2 separate regions of the Homo sapiens genome follow, and region 2 is linked to region 1. A link is a loop called in an ENCODE intact Hi-C map of the cell type or tissue named here. Cell type or tissue: mammary epithelial cell. All regions are shown on one strand.

What was found. A loop is a pair of places that touch in the nucleus more often than their neighbours do. Peaks named below come from ENCODE experiments on the same cell type or tissue, not always from the same donor. Only the 100,000 strongest peaks of a DNase experiment are listed, where the experiment ranks them.
Region 2: it touches region 1 in a loop (22-fold over the local background); 5 of 110 quality-filtered maps call a loop at or near these places.

What each region holds. Positions count from the first base shown.
Region 1 is chrX:47,746,911-47,754,910 of GRCh38, forward strand. No RefSeq gene overlaps it. Among named protein-coding and RNA genes, the nearest start is that of ZNF81, 86 kb to the right of the region's middle. RefSeq lists enhancers at 2,287-2,486, 4,900-4,979, 5,040-5,089. In mammary epithelial cell, a CTCF peak has its summit at 4,983 (motif pointing left); no DNase peak of the experiment used is centred here.
Region 2 is chrX:47,537,691-47,545,690 of GRCh38, forward strand. No RefSeq gene overlaps it. Among named protein-coding and RNA genes, the nearest start is that of ARAF, 20 kb to the right of the region's middle. RefSeq lists an enhancer at 3,500-3,794. In mammary epithelial cell, a CTCF peak has its summit at 3,566 (motif pointing right); a DNase peak (open chromatin) is centred at 3,641; H3K27ac peaks cover 392 bases.

The DNA of each region.
Region 1 (8,000 bases):
GTACTAGAATATAATATACGTGAATTCCTTTCTAACAGTTGTGAGGAAAGGCCTTCTAAATGACCCAAATCCAGATACCTCATAGATTCGATGTAAGAACAAAACTGAATTAATACACATAAAGCACTTGGAAGTGGAGCTAGTAAGTGCTCCATGAATAGTACACCTGATCCTTCATGCCAGAGTTTTTGTTTTGTTTGTTTGAGACAGGGTCTTGCTCTGTCACCCAGGCTGGAGTCCAGTGACATGATCATGATTTAGTGCAGTCTTGACCTCCAGGGCTCAAGCAATCTTCTTGCCTCAGCCTCCTGAGGAGCTGTGACCAGAGGTGCATACCAGCACACCCAGCTAATTTATTTTTATTTTTATTTTTTGTAGAGATGGGGGCTCACTATGTTGCCCAGGCTGACCTCGAACTCCTGGGCTCAAGTGATCCTCCTGCCTTGGCCTCCTAAAGTATGGGAATTACAGGCGTGAGCTACCATGCCTCACCTGTTTTGTTTGTTTTCGTTTTCTTGTGTTGTCATTTTTGCGTGCTGATTCATTTCCAGTATCTGCAAGAGCAGAATCCAAGGAAATATAGAGACTAAGAAAACACCAGTTGTCCATATTAGATATTAATAATAACTGCTTCTATTTTCCTTTGGAGGTTGGGGTGTGTTCTGATAGTTATTAAGAGGGGCTTTTAGAACCCTGCCTCCACTTGCCACCAGTACAGTTGGAGTGGGCTGTGCTGTCATAGTATCTTCTCCTCATTTTCCCTAGTATTCTCATCCCAGAACAGCATGTAGCATCCTGACAATTACCCCAGTGTTATCTCCTAAGCTCTCATTCCTGGCTCTTTCCCATCCTCTTCTTAGCAAATGGTCCCTTGACACCATTGCTATGCACTGAGGGGCACCTCTGCTTCTCTAAATATTGCTGCAAGCTCTAGGTACCAGCTCCAAAGACACTTCCCTCCAGAAAACCTGTCCAGAGGAGGACCCCACCCTTGCTGCCTGCTGCTCTGGTATAAGTTCACAACTCTGCTCTGTGAGGCAGGAGGTGCCTTTGTCTTCTGTATGGAATGGACACCTTCCCCAGATAATGATGCCCACAGTGAAGAGCCAAGTGGGCACAGCCATATTCCCTGCCCTACAGCACTGCAGACACCTTTTCATTTCTATTGCAGTAGTGAAAGCTGTCAAAACAATACTAAGTAACGGTGATTATGGAGCCTATCTTGTTGGTTTCTTCAGTGGAGACGTCTTCAGTATTTTTCAATTCAGTGTTCTGTTTCTTGATGACTTTCAGTAAATGATCTCTATTGTATTTAAGGTTTTAATATTCCTGCTTTGGTTTGAATTTTGATTGAGAATGACTGCCAATTTGTGCCCAATGCCTACTGTATATCCATTGATATAATCATGTGTTCCCCTAGGGATCATGTATACTTGCTGTGGTACTATAGTGTCCTTTCTCCTTGGGACCAACCTCCTCTTCAATTAATGCGCTCTGGGTCTGAAAGTGGCTCAGGTCTGGAAACTCGCCTCTGTTGCATTGCAGTCCTATCATCCTCAAAGCAATCAGTTAGCAAAAGTCTGTAACAGCTTTTCCTATTGCCAGCCCTGACCTAGAAAGGAGAGACACCACTGAACTTAGTGATGTCGGTGTCCCTCTCACCTGAAAATTCTTAATGGCCTTTGTAAATATGACTTCTCGTGGAGTGTAATTATCCAGTTTCTGGTAGTGTATCCAGCAGGTCCACTTCCCTGCGACTTTTCATCCCTTCTCCCACTAACTGCCATGGCAAATCTGGCATTTCAACATCCCTTAGCACAGATTATTGCTTGCCCCATATTGCAAGGAACCATCTCAGTGGTGAATTACATCATTTCCTGAAGTCCTTGCCAAGATGTTAAATCCTGTGTTTCTCTTTTACCCATTCTTGTGTTCTTCCCATCCACCACCTCTTGATCCAATGCCCTCAGAATCCCTCTTGATCAAGCACCCTCAAAATTCTGCCCCATATGTACTCCTCCGGCTCTTGTTGGTACATGCAGCCCAGGCCTTGCATCGCCTTTGCAGTATAGCCTCTTTCCTCCCTTTTCATGCCCAGCACATATCTGTGGGTTATCCCGTGGCTTAACCTTATTTATAGGTATAGTGGCAAAGAGGGGAAGTGAGGGTAGATCCTGATGGGGGCACAGTGGAGGGGCTGCAGTGTACTTCAGCATAGGGGTGTGATAGTCCTTAACAGGGAGGGATGGGCCACTTCTGCAGGCTTACAGTGTTCAGAGATATGGTAACCAGCATCCAAGATGGACCGTAATAACCCTTGCCTTCTGGTATTCATGCCCTAGTATAGTCCCTTCTCACGCTGGTTAGGGACTTGATCCTGTATGACCAATTCAGTACACTTGAGTCTACGTCATAGAAACCACTGCAGCTGTTTCCTTGACCTCTCAGATCATTCACTCTGGGGGAAGCCAGCTGCCACACTGTGAGAACAACCCTGTGGAGAGAGCCATGCGGGGAAGAACTGAGGCTCCTGGCCAATAAACAGCCAGTACCAACTTGCTAGCCATGTGAATGAGCTAACTTGGAAGTGGACACTCCAGGACCAGATGGCGTTACAGATGACTTTAGCCTCAGCCAATATCTAATGCAACCACAAGAGAAACCCTAAGCAAGAACTGCCGAGGCAAGTCCTTGAATTTCTGACCCACAGAATATGTAGGCATAATAAATGGTTGTTTTACATAACTAAGTTTTGGAGAAATTTGCAACATAGCCATAATAACTGGAATAAAAGGAATCTGGAGATTCAGGATTTTGGAGGTCATCAACCCAGACGTACCCTGTGTCAAGGTTGCTTCCTTTCCCAGTCAGAGCCCTGACCTTGGCATAGAAGATTTGCCTTAGTTGAGAGTTTCACTTTCCTTGTACTCTACTGCTCTGACCAAGTCCTGAGCCTTGTCCTTAGTGTCCTTTGCCCTTCCACTTCAGGACATGAAAGCTTCTTCATATGCTGCTGCCAAGGAAGCCCCTTGAGGCTTTTACACTTTGTTTCATTGCCTGTTAACCACTCTGTGCCTTTTATTGTCGTTTTGTAGACTGTCAATTGAGCTCAGCAAAGGCACCAAAAACTTTTAGCCTGATTGTTACTATTTCCCCCATGTGCATCCCCCTCCACCAGTAGCCAGCCCAGTTCACCACCTGTGAGAGTTTTAACAATTGAATTGTTTATTTATTCCAGGAGCTGTTTGCACTCCACCTGCTACTAATAATGATGACTTCTTTCTCAGATGGGCAGTGGGTGATGTAGTTCCAGAACTCCATTTCATCCACAGCTTGCTGTCTCAGAGCACTTCTGATACTAATTGTTATGTGTTGAGTTCCCTAGGAAGCAGACCCTGAGAAAGAGTTTAGAGTACAGGATGTTTATTAGGGAGGGCCCTTGGGAGAAACACCTGTGGGAAAGAGTGGAAGGAAGCTGGAGTGAACAGAAGAAGCTGAGCTGTGCTGAAGACCAAATGACAGCCTTAGCCAATCCTGCAGGGAGCTTTGGAGCTAGAATGGCTCTTTGCTGTGCTGAGTTTTTATTCCCTAGACTTGATCAGACATTGGATGGGGACTGCCCCAGGAAAGGGCATGATCTTGGGCATGGTAGCTCCGTGCATCTCAGGCAATTCCTTAAGGGATTTACAGTCCTGAATACTGTCAGCTGATAACTGGGAAACCATCTTTCCTTGAAGAGAGATCTGGGTGGTAGGTCACGGTGACCATGGGAGTTGTTCAACAGACATTGGGCTGAAAGCAAATGGGGTATCTTGATGTTACAGGAATCCCTGCTTACCGGGCCTCTGGTTTAATCAAATGTGACTAGAGTGAGTCCATTTTGGAGTGAGTAACTAGGCACTCACAAGGCACCTATAGGGTTAATACTTAGGCTCTGAAAATAGCCACATTCTAAGTTGACCATCAATTATAAATACAGAATATTTACGGCCATACAGAGCATCTCCCACCAAGCCAGCAGAATGTCCACATGTCCTAAGCATGCAGCCCACTTTGCTTAAAGATAACATTAATGAGCAAGTTTAGGTTGAAGGATTAATGGTCATTAATAACACCAATTGCTCCTACCCATAGTGAACACATCTGCACTTTCCAAGTTTAATTCTAGCTCCTTATAGTTTCTTATAAGTAGGGACACTAACAAAGGACAATGCTTTCCTCCTCTTGCTTTCTGAGGACACCCTACTCTGTAACAGAATAGTTTCCACTAAACTTGCTTCTTTCACTGTGCTCTGTGAATTGTCTCTAATTCTTTCCTGTGCAAGATCCAAGAACCTGCTATTGAAATCTGGATCGGGACCCTCTTTTCTAATAACAGTGAGGCCCAGTGAAAGGACCTCATGAGGTTTTCCACAAACACCGTGATGGAGGAAAACGGGAAGTTCAGCAAATGGTGTGCTGAAGGAAATAGCGGGACAGCAGACTGCTGGGAGAAAATGGGGAAACAATAGATGCTGTTCAGGGGACAGTAGGGATTTGAGGACACTATATGATCTCCCAACACCCTCTGCGCCCCTTCAATTTTCCCCCAACATAACCCCTGAAACACTTTGGTTTCATTGCCTGTTAACAACTCTCTGCCTTTTATTATCATTTTCTAGATTGTCAATTGCGCTCAGCAGATGCACCCAATACTTTTAGCCTTATTGTCACTAGCCTTATTGTTACAGAATAATAGTGTGATGGGGGCTAATGATGAACTCATTGACACAGGAATTTTCTCTCAGCCCCTTTGCCAGACTCGCAGCAAGGGCACCCTCTCTACTCAGCCCGTGCCACTCAACCCCTTGTGGGAGGGAGCACATGAGCAAGTGAGTGTGGGATAAGCTCTTTTAGTTCTGCTGTCCACAGCCCATTGAACAGCGGTGTGTTAGCAGCTCAGCTGGCTCCTGGCCCCGTCATGTGGGGTGGCTGCCCTCTGCTGGCGAGGGCAAAGGGCCAGTGCAACAACCTTTATGGGTACCTGCACTAGGTGGGTCCTGAACCCTAGTTCAGCATCCAAGAAGAATGAGGATGTGCTATCAAGGAGTGAGCAAGGTGGGGGGTTTTACTGAGGGATGAGTGATGAAATAGCTTTCTGTGGAGAGGGGATACGTGGGTGGACCCCCTACCTGAAGGCAGGAAAGCCCCCCAACCCCCCACCCTCCGCTGCAATGTGTCTGAGTCTGGGGCTTTCATGGGCTCAGAATAGGGGAGGGGCAGGCAAACAGGAACAGATGTTTTCACTCTGGTCCAAGGTTTTACCTGGGACTGTCCTCAGCTTGAAGGTGGGGTTTCACCAGGGACCCACCCCTATCTTCCTAGGCATTTGGCTGCCTCTTGTCGCTATCATCATTAGCCTCCATCACATTATTATTCTGTGACTCCCTACTGGACCCCAGCACAGTATCTGTGAATCACCAACAACAGCAAGGGCAACGTCTACTGACTCCATCAGCACCCCCTAGAACAGCATTTTCTACTCTACCTGGCCCTGATCCGTGTCTTCTGACATCCAAATAGCCTGAATCATCACAGTGTCCAATGACTTCACTAGGCCACAGCTCAGTCACAGCTGTTCCGTTTTGAGTTTTAATCTTCTTTTTCAGTAGGCACTCTCTTTGCAACCCAGGGTCCCTGGGTTTTGGAGTATGTAACCAAACTCAGGCCTGGGCCACTAGTTATTTGAAAGCCAAAAGCTCAAAAGCCAAGCTTTGGTAAAAGGAAAGGTAGCTTTACTTGAGAAGCCAGCAACCTAGGGGAGGCAGTGAACTAGCATTCAAAGATTCAAAGACCACCTTACCGAGTTGTGTCTCTGGATCAGGGAGGTTTAAGGGAAATTAGGGGAAATGATGATCAAAACATTTGCACGCGTGCAGTCTCGAGTGGGCAGTTAATCATTGCTTTCTTGGTCAATGTTTTGTGGCCTTCTGCAGGCGCTATCAGCGTATATTCTTATCAGGCTGGTCAGCATGTCCCAGAGTTGTTGGTCAGCGTCTTTTCTTTTATCTCTATTGAAGGTCATGTTTCCTGAGGCTGTTTTTCCTGAATAATCTACAAACTCAAGCAAAGTAATAATTATATTCAAACAAATAAACTTTTCTCTAACATGGAGTCAGTACTGTGAAAAAGTATCCATTTTTAACTGTTGCACCTTGGGTTCTTATTTCAAAAAGTTCCATGAAGAAGATCAGCCCCAGCAAAACAAACAAACAAACAAACAAAAACAGTTGGATCCAGAGATGCCTGAGTTAGAGATGACTTTGGCAACTCTCCTCATTGGCATACTTAAAACCCTGCTCAGGGAGGAGCTTATTTGCCACCTTCTATGCGGAAGCATGTTCACGACTGCACCTGTGCTGCCTTTACTCCACCTCTACATACAATGACTCGGCTAACCAGCCCCACCAAGGCCCTTGTTTTCACCTTCGTTCCAGGAGGTGCTGCTTTGAGGAATTATCCCCAGTGTCCTCCTTGTTGCAAGTAATAAAATCCTCTTGTTAAGTCCTCCTTGGTTTTGGTCATTGGACAGTCACTGCCAAGCAATCAAACCCACTCGTATGAGTAACACCTTGTTGAGATGTAGCACAAGGATTAGTTGGGTATGTACTCTTAGCTTCCTGCTGGTTCCTGCTTTCACCACCCTGGCAAAGAGATGTGCCAATGCACAGAAATACAACTTCACCTTGACTTTGGGGACATCTGCACCGCCTCATTGAGTACATGTCAATGTGTAAGGTCATCTCCACTGAGCCTTGCTGATGCGAGGGAGAGGAAAAGCAGGATCTGACACACTGCCTGTTGCTGCAGGGTGGGAGCAGAAGCTCAGCTCCCTATTGGGCCCTGCTGATGGCAAGGGTGGAGGAAAACAGTGTGTCCTCTAGCTGTTTCCCGCCACTTCATTCTGCCTCATTGATGCCATGTGTGGCTTGATTCTCAGGTCCTAACTGGGATCCACTGACACCCAAGTGGTGGCCTTGTTCAGTCTCATTCCTTCTAGATGGGCCCCACTGGGCCCCACTGACCCAAGGGGTGGGAGGCAAGTGGATTTCTGACTGGCCCTGACTTTTGCTGCATTGTTCAGTCTTTTTGATACCAGGTAGAGTGGAGGCCCAGCTCACACCGGACCTCCCTGATACTACCATTGTGGAAGAATTGGAGGACTGCCTGCTTTTTCCAGGCAGGGGGATGTATGTAAGATCAGATCTGCACCCCACCTTAGTGACACTAACCTGGCAGGAGAGTGAGAGTGCCACATGCTTCCACTGGGCAGAGGATGAAATATTAACTCCCTGCTCTGTCCCATTGACACTACCCCAGCAGGGGATGAGAGTGCTGCCCTGTGCTTTCTGCAAGGTGGTGGGGTGGGGATCAGGTCCCCACTCATCTTGCTGAAATGGGTGGGGTCGGGTTTTTCTATTGGTGTTTGACTGGAGTAAGATGGGTACTGCCAAAAAAGTTTTTCTGATTTTCCCTTTTCACTCCTTGTATAGTAACCGCATAAATCTGTTATCTGTTTAGGTTTGTTCTCTCACCTGTCTGTATTCCTTTGCCTTTGGACTCGTTTGAATTTTTCTGACCATGTTATGATCTCATTAAGGCCTCAACCCAAATAGCTGCTCTTGTTGGCAATGGCAACATCAAGGCCAGGACTTTTTTTTTTTTTTAGACAGGGTCTTACTCTGTCACCCAGGCTGGAGTGCAGTGGCACAATCACAGCTCACTGCAGCCTCAATCTCCTGGGCACAAGAGATCCTCCCACCTCAATCTCTCAAGTTTCTGGGACTACAGGTATGTACCATCATGCCCAGTTAATATTTTTATTTTTATGTTTTGTAGAGACGAGGTCTCGCTATGTTGCCCAGGTTGGTCTTGAACTCCTGGGCTCAAGTGATCCTCCTGCCAGGCCTCTCAAAGTGCTGGGATTACAGGTGTGAGCCCAATGAGGACTCTTTTCTAAT
Region 2 (8,000 bases), 210 kb before region 1:
CGCTTAGGGCAGCACTTGATACAGAGCTAGCACTCAAGGGTTTGTTATTCTTTCTATCATTTCACCTAGGAAGGATGTGCTCAACTGGAAATGCTAGGTGGACTTACAGTAACACCGTAAAATCCATCATGTGAATGTTTAGCTCATGAGAATTTCACTCTTCATGCTCTGGGGTAACTAACATATATTCTACATACTCACTTGTATGACTATTCAGATCTGCTGCAGTACTTCATTCTTCTCCATCGCTATCCCAATTTATGTGATGAAAAGAATATAAATTTTTTAAAATAAAAAATAACCTATAACTCATAGAATAAAATAGGGAACCATGAGTCCATACTGATATAAATAAATGAATACATTGAAAATTTGATGAGGAACAGAATGTTTACAAGATCTCAAAGTGCCTTTCCGCAAACTACTGATTTTTTAAAATAATTTAATATATTTTATTTAATCCATTATATCCAAAATGTTATCATTTCACCATGTAATCAATATAAAAAGTTGAGATAAGGCTGGGCGCAGTGGCTCACATGTGTAATCCCAGCACTTTGGGAGGCCGAGGCAGGCGGATCACCTGAGGTCAGGAGTTTGAGACTGGCCTGACCAACATGGTGAAATCCTGTCTCTACTAAAACTACAAAGAAAAACCGGCCAGGTGCTGTGGCTCATGCCTGTAATCCCAGTACTTTGGGAGGCCAAGGCGGGCGGATCATGAGGTTAAGAGATCGAGACCATCCTGGCCAACATGGTGAAACCCCGTCTCTATTAAAAGTATAAACATTAGCTGGGTGTGGTGGCGGGCACCTGTAGTCTCAGCTACTCGGGAGGCTGAGGCAGGAGAATCGCTTGAACCTGGGAGGCGGAGGTTACAGTGAGCCGAGATCACGCCATTGCACTCCAGCCTGGGCATCTTTAAAAAAAAAGTGCAAATATTTATTTTTACTTATTTACTTACAAATTTTTCTTTAGAGATGGGGTGATATAGTTTGAATATATGTCCTTGCCAAAGCTCATGTTGAATTGTAATCCTCAATGTTTGAGGTAGGGCCTGGTGGGAGGTGATTGGGTCATGGGGGCAGATCCTTCATGGCTTGGTGCTGTCCTCGCTATAGTGAGTGGGTTCACTTCACGAGATATTTGGTTGTTTAAAGTGTGTGGCACCTCCCCACCCTTTGCTCTCGCTCTGCCATGTGAGATACCTGTTCCCACTTTGGCTTCCGTCATGAGTAAAAGCTCCTTGAGGCCTCCCCAGGCTCCTTCCTGTACAGTCCTGTATAAAACTGTGAGCCAATTAAGCCTCTTTTCTTTATAAATTACCCGGTCTCAGGTATTTCTTTATAGCAATGCAAGACTGACCTAATTCACGGACAGGGTCTCCCTCTGTTGCCCAGGCTGGCGTAGTGGCTTGATCTCGGCTCATTGCAACCTCTGCCTCCCAGGTTCAAGCAGTCCTCCTACCTCAGCCTCTGGAGTAGCTGAGATTACAGGTGCTAGCCATCATGCCCAGTTAAGTGCAATATTTAAAGGGTTCTGAAAATTTTCTTCCTTTGAAAGCTTTCACTAACTGAGAACTTCAAAGTGCTATTTTCCTGAGAAATTCAAATAACTTTCAATTATTTCTAGGGTCCCCTAGCAGTTACTTGGGGAAATAAAAAAGAAAATTCAATGTCTATCTTACTCCTCATGCCAAAATAAATTTCATCTGGATAGAAGCTTTGAATGTAAAACAAAAAAAATAAATAAATAAAAAATAAAACCAATCAACAAACTTGGGAGTATTACGTTAAAACTAGGGGAAAAAAAATATATATATATATATTTGGAAACGGAGTCTCGCTCTGTCGCCCAGGCTGGAGTGCAGTGGCTCAAGCTCGGCTCACTGCAACTTTGGCCTCTTGAGTTCAAGCAATTCTCCTGCCTAAGCCTCCCAAGTAGCTGGGACTACAGGTGCCCACCACCACGCCTGACTAATTTTTTTTTTTTGTATTTTTAGTAGAGATGTGGTTTCACCATGTCGCCCAGGATGGTCTCATACTCCTGAGCTCAGGCAATCCACCTGCCTTGGCCTCCCAAAGTGCCAGGATTACAGGCATGAGCCACCACGCCCAGCCAGGGAAAATATTTTTATAATTGACAAATTAGAAGTCACGAAAAAAAAGCAATGAATTAGGCCCCCCAAAATTTTAATTCTTTGCATGTGCTTTGGAACATTTTGCTGATCTTATACCAAGATAATTTTTTTAAGGAAAATGAGATCAGTGAGTACTTACTGCTCTGCAAGCTATTTTTATTCACTTGGCAGTAAAATAATGGCATCTTTCCAAGTGAGTGCATTTGTTTTAATGGATGTATTAGTATCTCATTATATAAAAGTCTATATTTAGATATTACCCTCTTCTCTTTTGTTAATATCTTAACTAACTAGGTTATATGAGGAGCAAAGAATGAGCCTACACCCAGCACCTAAACCAATGGTTTCATGACATTCTCTGCTCCAACATGTGGCTAGAGACAAGTGATTCTGAGAAGAAAACTGCCAAATCACAGAACAAGTTTACACTACTCCAGGTGGATAGGAAGTTTAATATTTAAAAAAAAAAACAGGCTGGGTGCGGTGGCTCATGGGTGTATCCCAGCACTTTGGGAGACCAAGGACAGAAGATGACTTGAGCCCAGGAGTCTGGGACCAGCCTGGGCAACATAGGGAGATCCTCGTCTTTACAAAGATAATAAAAAATATTAGCCAGGCATGGTGGTGCACGCCTGTAGTCCCAGCTACTGGTGGGGGAGCTGAGGTGGTGGTGGGGCTGCAGTTGGTGGGGGGGATGATGAGGTGAGAGGATGGCTTGAGCCTGTGAGTTCAAGCCTGCAGTGAGCTATGATAGCGCCACTGCACTCCAGTCTAGGTGACAGAGCGAGATCTTGTCCCAAAATAATAATAATAATAATAATAAAAACAAATAAAAAACAAAAGTTCATTTAGATTTTGAAGATAATAAACGTATGAATATTTAAAATTACACAGTTTTGCTTTCCAGAGTGATGATAAAAGTGTACCATTTGAGTCACTAACTCTTTTTTTTCTTTTTAAGAGAGTCTCGCTCTGTCTAGCAGGATGCAGTGCAGTGGCACGATCTCAGCTCACTAAAACCTCCGCCTCCAGGGTTCAAGCAATTCTCTTACCTCTCAACCTCTCGAGTAGCTGGTATGACTGGTGTGCACCACCACCCACCTCAGCCTCACACAGTGCTGGGATTACAGGCGTGAGCCACTGTGCCCGGCCCATTTTAGTCATTAACTTTTAAAAATAAACTTCACACAGCAGTACATCTCAGATGTTTATAACAAAAAGGAGGGTGGATGTGTGTGTGGGGGGTGAGCTTTCTAATTTGACCACGTCAATATTGTATCTGCCAAGCAGTTTCCAACTTGTATCAAGTCAAATGAGTACTTAGTTGTTTTCTTTAGTTCTTAGAATATTTCCCCTACATTCTCCATGGCTCGGTTCTTTCCAGAAAATTCCCTGGATGGAATTTTCCACATAGCCCAGCAGAGGGCCCTGTATTCTGAGCCACAGTCAGGCATACACAGAAGACACTGCAGACACCAATCAGCAAATCAGGAACGAGAATTCCTCTCCTCCCACACTCCAGCCAAAGGGCTCTCAGGTTCCAGTTGCAGCCGGTCAGCTAACAACTGACGGTGTCTGCACTTCCTTTTAGTCTAGGCGGCGGTAGAAATGGTTTCTAAGAATACCCAGTGGCTCTGGAAAACATTTCCATCATGTGAATGAGCCTGCGCGTATTTTATATTACAGCTTTTATTCCCCTCAGATTCCTATTCTCATTTTAAAATGTATTTAAAAGATATAGAGACATATAAAGCCTTCAGAGGAAAATGCATTAAAAAGGAATATATCACAATGGTAAACCATGATTACTACTAAAGAGATTATGGCTTATTTCACTCCATTCTTTAATTTCCCAGATTTTACACCATTATCGTGTTTCTTTTATTTTGAATATTCTCTTTTCAGAAAGAGAAAATATAGTTTGAAAAAGCGGCTGGGTGTGGTGGCTCATGCCTTTAATCCCAGCACTTTGGGAGGCCAAGGTGGGTGGATTATTTGAGGTCAGGAGTTCGGGACCAGCCTGGCCAACATGGTGAAACCCTCTCTCTACAAAAATACGAAACTTAGCTGGGTGTGGTGTCGGGCGCCTGTAATCCCAGCTACTCGGGAGGCTGAGGAACGAAAATTGCTTGAACCCGGGAGGCGGTGGTTGCAGTGAGCCGAGATCGCGCCACTGCACTCCAGTCTGTCTCAAAACAAACAAACAAACAACAACAAAAAGGCAAGAGACAGGAAGTAAATATATGCCCATCAAAAAGATTAAAAACACTTGGAGCAATTTTTAAAAATCTGTATTAAAAGAATTTTTAGAACATAAGTGGGTGCTTATGTGTAAAATAATATACAAGAAAGTAATTTATTTAGCCTATATATATATAACTGATCATTTTAACCCTTGTAGCCAAAAAGTAGAAGCACCCACTTATGTGCAGAGGGTACAGATATCTTTTCCAGAAAGAAATGAAAAACACTGCACCATGAAGTGCCGTTATTTTTATCTTGATTTCAAGGAAGAGAAGACCCTGTCTGATGACTTTCTGTCATTAAAGTATATTTTGAATGAAAGGATCATTTACCCATTTATTCCACAAATATTTAGAGATTCAGATACTTTTCATACCATGAACTCCCCAACCCTCCGAAGAAAAAGGGACCTCATCTAGATCACAAGCCCCTCTTCTTAGGAAACTGGAACTGTTACTATCACTCCAACCCCAGCTGTCACTTGGCTAAGCCCCACTCATTCTTTAGTCCTCCAACTATTCTTCAGGGAGACCTCATCTCCTTGGACCTTAACTGGCCTCTGCCCTCTGGGCATTGCCTTCCTCAGTACCCGTGGATGGGCCCAGTCATCAAACCCATTGCAGACACGGAGGGCTTCTCTAAACTGTGAGTACAAGGAAGGGCCAGGAAACCCTTGAGCCAAACCTGCTGACATGGAAGTCCTATGTACATATATGTAGACATACAGAATAAGTATGTTTGTAGGCATTCTTTAGTTCCAAGATAGGGGATTTCTTCTCTTTTCCACCATATTTTGTTTTGCATTTTAAAATGCTTATTTTGTGCTGAGCGCGGTGGCTCACGCCTGTAATCCCAGCACTTTGGGAGGCTGAGGCGGGTGGATCACTTGAGGTCAGGAGTTTGAGACCAGCCTGGCCAACATGGTGAAACCCCGTCTCTACTAAAAATACAAAAATTAGCCAGGCATGGTGGCAGGTGCCTGTAGTCCCAGCTACTTGGGAGGCTGAGGCACAAGGATCTCTTAAACCCAGATGGTGGAGGTTGCAGTAAGCCAAGATCGCACCACTGCACTCCAGCCTGAGCGACAGAGCGAGACTTTGTCTCAAAAAAATAAAAATAAAATAAAATAAAATAAGGCTGGGCGCGGTGGCTCACGCCTGTAATCCCAGCACTTTGGGAGGCTGAGGTGGGTGGATCACGAGGTCAGGAGATCGAGACCACCCTGGCTAATATGGTGAAACCCCATCTCTACTAAAAATACAAAAATTAGCCAGGCGTGGTGGCGTGTGCCTGTAATCCTAGCTGCTTTGGAGGCTGAGACAGGAGAACTGCTTGAACCCAGGAGGCGGAGGTTGCGGTGAGCCAAGATTGAGCCATTGCACTCCAGCCTGGGCGACAAAGCGAGACTCTGCCTCTAAATAAATAAATAAATAATAAAATAAAATGCTTATTTTGAAATAATTTCAAACAGAAAACTTGTAAGAATAGAACAAAGAACTGTATATCCTCTATCCAGATTCCTCACTTGCTAAAATTTTACCCTGTATGCTTTTGTTTAGAGATAGTCTCCCTGTGTCATCCAGACTGGGGTGCAGGGGTGTGATCACAGCTCACCGCAGCCTCAACCTCCTGGGCTCAAGAGATCTCACCTCAGCTTCTCAAGTAGCTGGGACCGCAGGCGGGCAACCACCACACCCAGCTAATTTTTAATTTTTTTGTAGAGACGGGATCTCACTCTGTTGTGCAGGCTGGTCTTGAACTCCTGGGCTCAAGCAATCCTTCCACCTTGGCCTCCCAAATTGCTGGGATTACAGGCGTGAGCCATTGCACTTGGCTGCTAGTTTTCTCAATCAGAAGTGGTCGAGGTAACCTGTAAATAAGGATTAAAAATTTAAGATGTTCTAAAATAAAAAGAAGAAATTAGCTATTAAGCCATGAAAAGACTCAGGTGATATTTAAATGAATATTGTTAAGTGAAAGAAGCCAGTTTAAAAGGTTACATACTGTGATTCCAAGTATATGACATTTCTGGAAAAGGTGAAACTGATGAGGGAATAAAAGATCAGTGGTTGGCTGGGCATGATGGCTCATGCCTGTAATCCCAGCATTTTGGGAGGCTGAGGCGGAAGGATCACTTGAGGCCAAGACTTCAAGACCAGCCTGGGCAACATAGTGAGACTCCATCTCTATAATAAATAAATAATTGGTGGTTGCTTGGGGTTCCAGGGAAGGGATGGAAATTTTTAGTTTTATTAATAATTTGTAAATATTAATATATGTGGTGTGTGGCTTCTATTTGGATTCTTACTTTAGGACCTGTGAGGGGTGGGCTTAGAATATTGCATAGATGGGCCGGGCGCTGTGGTTCACGCCTGTAATTCCACCACTTTGGGAGGCCGAGGTGGACGGATCATGAGGTCAGGAGTTCAAGACCAGCCTGGCCAACATAGTGAAATCCCATCTCTACAAATACAAAATAATACAAATACAAAAACACAAAAAAATTAGCCGGGCATGGTGGTGGGCGCCTGTAGTCCCAGCTACTGGGGAGGCTGAGGCAGGAGAATCGCTTGAACCCAGGAGGCGGAGGTTGTGGTGAGCCAAGATCACGCTACTGCACTCCAGCCTGGGCGACAGAGCGAGACTCTGTCTCAAAAAAAAGAACACTGTATAGATGTTCTTCTTAAAGAAAAGCAAATTTGGAAGAACTTGTTCCACCAGATGTCAGAGCACATATAACTTAGCACAGCATGGTACTGCTGCAGGGATAGACAAGCAGATAAATGAAGGTGGATGGAAAGCACAGCAGCATGCCCAGCATGGACCCTTGGTCTATGATCAAGGTGTTATTACAGATCAATGGGGAAGGGCAGACCTTTCAAAACAGTGGTTCTGAGCTGGGTGAGGTGGCTTATGCCTGGAATCCCAGTGCTTTGGGAGGCTGGGGCGGGAGGATTGTTTGAGGCCAGGAGCTCAAGACCAGCCTTGGCAACATGGTGAAACCCTGTCTCTACAAACAATAAGAAAATTACCTGGATGTGGTGGCGTGTACCTGTAGTCCCAGCTACTCAGGATGCTGAGGTGGGAGGGTCACTTGAGCCCAGTTGTTCAAGGTTATAGTGAGCTATGACTGCACTACTGCACTCCAGCCTGGGTGACAGAGTGAGACCCTGTCTAAAAAAAAAAAAAAAATCTGAGCCCAATTGCATATCTATAGGGAAAAATAAATAAATAAAATTGGTTCCCTATTGCACACTATCCACCAAACATCAACTCACAGGATATTATAGATCTGAACATGAAAGGCAGAACTAGGCCCAGTATGGTGGCTCATGCCTGTAATCCCAGCACTTAGGGAGGCTGAGATGGGGGGATCACTTGAGCTCAGGAGTTCAAGACCAGCCTGGGCAACATAGTGAGACCTCATCTCAACTGAAAATTTAAAAATCAGTTGGGCCTAGTGGCATGCACCTGTAGTCCCAGCTACTCGGGAGGCTGAGGCACCAGAATCACTTGAACCTGTAAGGCAGAGGTTGCAGTGAACCATGGCTGCGCCACTGCACTCCAACCTGGATGACAGAGTGAGACAGTGTCTCAGAAAAAAAAAAAAAAAAGA